Linked DNA regions of Homo sapiens: region 1 is linked to region 2. A link is a contact called in ENCODE Hi-C or POLR2A ChIA-PET data. All regions are on one chromosome and are shown on one strand. Each heading gives the region's core, a stretch centred on a gene start or an enhancer-like site at or near the end of the contact. The rest is flanking DNA. Distances are from core to core; before and after follow the strand shown.

Evidence for each region. A loop is a pair of places that touch in the nucleus more often than their neighbours do. ChIA-PET counts read pairs that join two places held with the same protein, here RNA polymerase II (POLR2A). Pooled maps may share reads with other maps.
Region 1: a map of Caco-2 shows a loop between it and region 2 (37-fold over the local background). The contact joins the promoter of ZNF484 here to the promoter of NINJ1 in region 2. A Hi-C loop is called at or near these places in 1 of 168 maps with a recorded cell type or tissue (Caco-2), 2 of 37 single-sample maps with no recorded cell type and 12 of 50 pooled maps. POLR2A ChIA-PET finds 5 or more read pairs at or near these places in 1 of 52 experiments (activated naive CD4-positive, alpha-beta T cell).

What each region holds. Positions count from the first base shown.
Region 1 is chr9:92,876,706-92,880,087 of GRCh38, reverse strand. ZNF484 (zinc finger protein 484) reads left to right here and starts at 2,050. Exons shown (of 5, transcript NM_031486.4): 1 at 2,050-2,198. RefSeq lists enhancers at 1,807-2,246, 1,760-2,295.
Region 2 is chr9:93,132,772-93,136,373 of GRCh38, reverse strand. NINJ1 (ninjurin 1) reads left to right here and starts at 2,123. Exons shown (of 4, transcript NM_004148.4): 1 at 2,123-2,231. The coding sequence starts at 2,157. LOC124902212 (a long non-coding RNA gene) reads right to left here and starts at 3,362. Exons shown (of 3, transcript XR_007061665.1): 1 at 2,781-3,362. RefSeq lists enhancers at 813-1,409, 2,869-2,918 and silencers at 1,379-1,428, 1,929-2,158, 2,329-2,578.

The DNA of each region.
Region 1 (3,382 bases), core at 801-3,300, 260 kb after region 2:
GAAAATTACTAATAGGAGGGAATCTGGCTAAACTGACCTCACAGAATTCTTGCTGAAGCCATGCCAGAGTGATCAGATATCACCTGGGGATAGTAGACAATAAGAAAACCAATTAGATATCAATGGTGATCAGATACGAAGATGGAGGATTCTGACTAAATTGCCTTGCTAGGATTCTTACTAATATTGGGCAATTCACAGACAACACAAAAGCCCAAAAGCCAGGGTTTAGTTGACAAGAGAGTTCAAAGGAGCATGGCTAGAGTCTGGTTATGGAGAGAATTTTTGTCAGCTGACTGGGTCTTCCAGAACTGTGTAGAATAAAAATGATGAGCACAGACATATTTTCCTTCTTCCCAAACTGAACAGGAAAGCATTCAGTCTTTTTCATCTTTTAGTTTGACATTAGCTGTAGATTTTTTTCTAACTTAAAAGTTAGAAAGTTTACCTCTGTTCCTAATTCCTGAAAGTTTTTTTTTCATTATAAATGGGTGTTGAATTTTCTCAAATTCTTTTCCTGCATTGATATAATCATGTAATATGCTTATCTTTAGCTTGCTAATGTGGGGGGTTACACAAATTGATTTTTGAATACCAAAACAGCTTTTTATTCCTGGAATAAATATCACTTGTTCATGGTTTGTAGTTATTTTTATATATTGTTGAATTATTTTTGCTATTATTTGGTTGAGAATTTTTCCATCTATATTCATGAAGAATACTGATTTCTTCTTCTTCTGTCTTTAGCTCTGATATCAGAGTAACACTGGCCTCATGAGTTGGAATATCTTTCTATTGTCTTCTTTCTATTCTTTTTTTATTCTGGAAGAGACTGGATATAATTCGTGTTAACCTTTAAATGTTTGTTAGAATTCTCTGATCTAGCTATCCAGGCCTTAAGATTTCTTTTTCAGATATTTCAAATTATGACTTCAGTTCTAGGGCTATTCAACATAACTATTTCATGTAAGAGAGAATTTGTGCTTTTTCAAGAATTAGTGCATTTCATCTATGTTGTGAAATTTATGTTTGTAGAGTTGTTTGTAGTATTCTCTTTATTCTTTTGATTTCGTCATGGTCTACAGTGGTATCTCCTGTTTCATTCTGGATATTGATATTTTGTGTCTCCTCTACAGATTTGTCAATTTTATTAACATTTACAGAACCAGCTTTTGTTTAATCGGTTTTTCTCTATTTTTCTTTTTACATTTTATTGAGTCATCTTCTTATCCTTATTATTTCCTTTCTTTCACTTGCCTTCGGTTTATTTTGCTCTTCTTTTTCTAGTATGTGAGGGAGCTTGGTTATTGCTTTGAAATTTTTTTCTTTTCTAATGTAAGCCCTTAGTGGTATATACATTTTTCTCTCACCACTGATTTAGCCACATCCCACAAATTTTGATATGTTGTGTTTCACTGTCATTCATTTCAATGTATTTTAAAAATTCATTCACTTTCACTTTCATTCATTTCAATGTATTTTAAAAATTTGAGACTTTCTCTCTGAACAATGGATTATTTAGCATGTGTTTTCACGTGTTTGGAGATTTTCCTTTTATCTTCCTGTTATTGATTTCTAGTTTAATTCTATTGTGTTCAGAGAACAAACTGTATGATTTCAGTTGTTTCAAATTTGCTGAGATTTGTTTTATGACCCAGGTTACTTCATATCTTGCTAAATGTCCCATCGACACGAATAAAATGTGTATTCGGCTGCGTTTGCGGTGTTACATAAATGCTGATTAGTTCCTGTTGATTAACAGTGTTGTTGTGTCCACAGAAGCATTGGAGAAAGACTGTAACCTGAGGTGATAGGCTTTGATTGTGTCCTGGCTTAGTATGATGGGACACACCTCTGCTTGCTTCCTTTCCTTTGGACAACCCTCAGCCTCTCAGTCTCTACATGACCTCAACATGGCCGCCCACAGGCCAGAGTGTCTACATGGGCGCCGCCATACTGGCGCCCAGCCTAAGCCGCTGAAACGGGAGCGTGTTTGGCAAAGCGCCATGTTGATTACTGGCAACCTTCAGGCCATGAAGACTGCTGAGCATGCGCAAACCCAGGCAGCGCTGTAAGAAGTACCTCTAGGCCTGGGAGGCATTGAGAAAAAGGAAGTGGGTCCTGTTCTGGTTCTTGCGACTATAGTCACCTCCCGAGGCAAATGACCACTGTCCTGAGAGGACGTGGGTGAGGGGCAGGTGAGTAGAGGGATGGCAGCATCTGTGGACTGAGCAAGAAGAATCTCTGATGTCTGTCCTGAGCCTTCCGGTCAGTGATGGGGTCGGTCAGTGGATGGAATAGTGGAAGTCGGAGCGATCTCTGATGGTGGATCTGAGGGAGGAGTGAGGGGGCACTGAGGGGTCTCTGGTGGTGGATCTGCAGGCGGAGTGAGGACGGACTGGGGGTCTCTGTCTGGTGGTGGATCTGAGGGCGGAGTGAGGGCGGACTGTGGGGTTGTGGGGGAGGATGACTATGGGAACTAAGGAGGGATCTGAGGAGTGTGAATGATGCACATCTTAATTAGTTTCCTCTCTTTTATACGTACCGATCTGTTTATATTTTCGTTTCTGTTTCATTATAATGATATATTTTGCTAAAGATTTAAAGAATATATTACATAGAATTGCATGTTTCCATTTCCATTTTGTTCTCTTTCATATCCAGACTAGTAGCTCCTTTATCATTACGGTTATTATATTTATATATCATTCATTCTTTCTCTATTTAAAAAGAATCAAGCGTCTGAAAGGTTTATCTGTTTCATTGGACATTTTGAAATGTCCAATAAAATACTCCCTACTCTTTTAATATTAATTTTTTTCTCTTTTTCTTTTTAGGTACTTTCTCTTTTTCCCACTTTTTGATGTAATTTGTTGTTCTTTCCCTTATTTTCTTAAGTTTTATGCGGGATACATTTAGGGTTGTAAAGTTTCTTTAAGTACATCTTTATGAAATGCATAAGTTCATTTTGATGTTTCCCTTTGAATCTTAGTTATTTAGGAGAGTTTATTCATTCCCAAATTATTAAAGTATGTTTTAGCTGTTTTTTATTTTATTGTATTGTCAGAAAATGCAGACTATCAAGTCTCAACTTTTAACAATTTATCAAGATTTTCCTTGAAGCCAAGTTACTCAATGAACTTTGTTCAACAGATATAAAAGAAAAATTATATTTTGTTGTATGGACCAAAATTCTCTTTAATTAAGTCTTGCTTGTTGGTATTTTTCAAATCTTTATCTTTCCTAATTTTGATCTACTTGTTTCATATTCTGGAGGAGATACAATAAAAATCACTTTTAATAGTTCATTTTGCAGTTATATGTGCTTTTTTGCTAATTTTATTTGTGCATCTGAGGGATGGGCATACATACACTTAATGGT
Region 2 (3,602 bases), core at 874-3,373:
GGGGTACACTGTGCCTTTAAGACTTGTCCTGGGTTGGATCCAGCAGAGAACAGTTGGGTAAACAGCATTGAGCACAGTGGGGAAAACAGACACTACATACTCAAATGAGGATGACGGAGCAGACGAGGGAACTCCAGCGCTGCAGCCTGCCTGAGCCCTGACACCCACACGTCCTGCCAGCAGCCCCAGGAGCTGAGGAAACTGAGGCTGGGAGAGGGTCTCAGACGGCCAGCACAGAGCAGGTTTACAAACCCCGAGGCTGATGTCCCAACTGTCACTGGTGCTGCGACCCTCCCGGCTTCCTCTTAGAAGGTGGGAATGGGGCCAGGCGCAGTGGCTCATGCCTGTAATCCTAGCACTTTAGGAGGCTGAGGCGGGCAGATCACCTGAGGTCAGGAGGTGATCTGGCCAACATGGTGAAATTCTGTCTCTACCAAAAATACAAAAATTAGCCGGGCGTGGTGGCGCACACCTGTAGTCCCAGCTACTCAGGAGGCTGAGGCAGGAGAACGGTGTGAACCCGGGAGGTGGAGCTTGCAGTGAGCCAAGATCGCACCACTACACTCTAGCATGGGCGACAGAGCAAGACTCCATCTCAAAAAAAAAAAAAAAAAAGGATGGGAATGATGAACCACACTGCAGGAGCTCCCACATGGCACAAAGGAAAGAATACTCTCAGGACGGGGTCTCCACCTGCCAAGCCCTCCTACTTCGGGGCCTCTCTACACGCCCTTGGCCTTCCAAGGTCTCAGGGCTCCCCTGCAGCTCCCAGGGCCCTTTCTGGGTGTGACGTATTTTCTCTGTGGTCCCACACCTCCTGCCCCTCCAGGAATTGAGCCCTCGTGGGCAGGCACTATCCCCCAGAATAGGGATTTGTCCCATACTGTGAGAGAGTTTTTTGTGTGAATGGTGCTGGATTTCCAGCTGCTGGTGAACACTCAGGTGTGCCAACAGTGCCCTGATTATGCGAGGACAACAGCAACCATCCCCGTCGTGGGCCACCGTGCCAGACCCTGTCCTGCAGATCCCCTCTGAGGCAGAGCTGGGGCAGTGACAGCCTGAGCCTCAGTTTCTCTGCTGTGAAGTGGGCCCACGACAGCTCCTCCTTCATGGGATGACCCCGTTTGGAGGATCAGGGCAAGCGCAATCCTGCTGCCCTGCCCATGCCCACTCACTCCTACCTCCTGTCCCGGTGGCAGCCTGACTGGACAGAGCCTGGGGTCTGAGCTGGCCTTCCTTCCACTGCCCTTCTGGAAATAGAGTGGCCATACTGCCGCAAGCTGACTATGCTGTGGTCAGGATGAACTCCCCTGGCCTCCCAGGGTGGCCGCCACATGCTCTCGACCCCCAGGCCCCCAGATGGGCAAAGTGCTGAGGAATGAACATATGGAGAAACAGAGACCAAACAACCACTTCAATCATACAACAGGTGGGGGCCCGCCTAGCATCTGGCCAGGGCTCTGGGCACTGTGCTGCCCCCAGCCCACCCCCTGCCACAGGTGGCACAGATGGGCCCATGAGTCAGCGCACGTTCATCCCCTTTGTGCCTCCCCCAGCCCCTCCAGCAGTCTGTGCCCTCATAACCCCCATTTCCCAGGCAGGAAAACCTAAGGTCAGGGAGTGGGAAGCCCTGTGTCAGCGTGGCCCGCAATCAGGGGAACCCCGGACTCTCTGACGCTGTTACTAGGGGCGCAGCAGGCGCTGTGCTGGAGCGATCTGCGGTTCCCAGGGCGAACCCCGCCTGGGAAAAACCCAGCGTGGGCGCCAGCGGCAACGCCCGCTCGCTTTCATGCAGTTTGCCTGGTGGCCAGGGAAAGGTCGTTCTTGGCCTCATTTTGTGGATTAAAAGTGTCCGCGACGGAGGTTCAGAGCAAGACGCAGCGCAGGGTCCTCTGGGGCCATCGGCGTCGCGCCCCCTCCCTTGTGGGGCCCCGCGGGACCGTCTCAGGCCCGAGGGGTTGGGGTCGCCCCAAACTGCGCGCTCTCAGCGTACAGCCTCCAGGCCCCGGGCCCGCCCCGGGTGGAGGCGGAGTCTGGGGCAGCAGCTCGCCGCCGGGCGGGCCGGGGGCGGGCCGGGGGCGGGCGCGCAGCTGGAGCCTGCGGCTGAGGCTCGGGCGCGCTCAGGCCCGGATCCTGGCGGCCTGGGCGGCCGCACCATGGACTCGGGAACCGAGGAGTACGAGCTCAACGGCGGCCTGCCTCCGGGCACACCCGGCTCCCCGGACGCCTCGGTAAGACCTTCCCCCCACCGCTGCATGATCTTGCCAGGCCCTGTCCTTTCGGGGCGCCGCGGCTCCCCGGGCACCTGTGTGCGCCGCGTCCGCACTGCAGAGTGTTGGGGGACGTCCCGCTCTAGGCCAAGTCCTTCCCGCCCCATCAGGGTCAGAACGATGCCCCCGGGAGCTCCAGCCACCCCCGGCAAGTGGGCGGGACGAGGGGGCGTGGGGGCGCAGGGCGGGCTGGCGTCCCCAGCCCCACTAAGCAGCGCCCGCGCTTGGCTGCACGGCGGAGGGGGCCTCGGCGCAGCTCCTCGGGCTAAGGACTGCCGGCGCCCGGCTTTCCCGACCTCCCCCCCACTCTCGCGCGGGCCTCTCTAACTTCAGCCTCGCCGTGCCGGCTCCTCCGCGCACTTTGCCCGGAGGCGGGCGGAGGGGAGTCACAGCCTCCGGGCTCCAGACCAGCTGCATGCAGACAGTTACGTCACCCCACGCTGACCACACAATCTGATGCGTGCCTTGATGGGGGAACTTGGGGCCCGCTGTGGTCCCTATTCCACTCACCTGCCTTGAGAAATAGAAACGTCACACAGCCTTCAGTGTATGCCGCCACCGGCCCTCCAGAACTTGCCCTGCCCGGCCTGGGAGGGCTGTGGGCAGGGGGCAGGCCCTGGTAGTGGTCCCGCTTCAGAATTCTTCATCCCAGGACTCAGCACTTACTGAGCACCTTGTGTTTGTTGCAAGGTCCTGGCATGGCCCTCTGGTGACTTGTTTACTTTGAACATTCTTTCCTTTTCTAACCCCCTCAGGGATGGGGGCAGGGAACAGCAGCCTGTTGGGTTTTTCCAGGCCTCTCCATGGCGTGGACCAGACTGGGGCAAAGACACTCTGCCCACTCGCTGGTGAACAGTCCTAGGCCGGTGCTGTGGGGACAGGACATGTTCGGGGAGGCGGGGCCCCATGAGCCACGGGATAGGATGGCCCTGGGGCTGCATGGACACTTGTTCCTAGGTTAGAGAGGAGCTGTCGCACTGCAGGACTTGACCGGTGTGCGGGACCCCAGCGACCTGGCCCTGCCCCAGTGTGTGAGCACTTTGGAGCAATAGGCAGGGGGCTCCTCCGGCTGTGTGTCCTTGGGAAGTTGCCACACCTCGCTGGGCCTTTTAGACATGGTCTTATAAAGAGAGAACAAAGGGTCTCTCCTGCCTTCAGGGAAGTGGGGAAAGCAAGTCAGGTAATAAACAGGTCAGTGGCTTGGAAGCGCCTTGGAAAGGAAGGGATACTGCTCCTCCCCCAACCCTGACCTTGCCCGGGCAATGCCCTCCACTCAGAGCAGTCTCTGCTCACTTCTGCGGGCGGCAGGATAGGCTGTGCCTCCTGAGATGG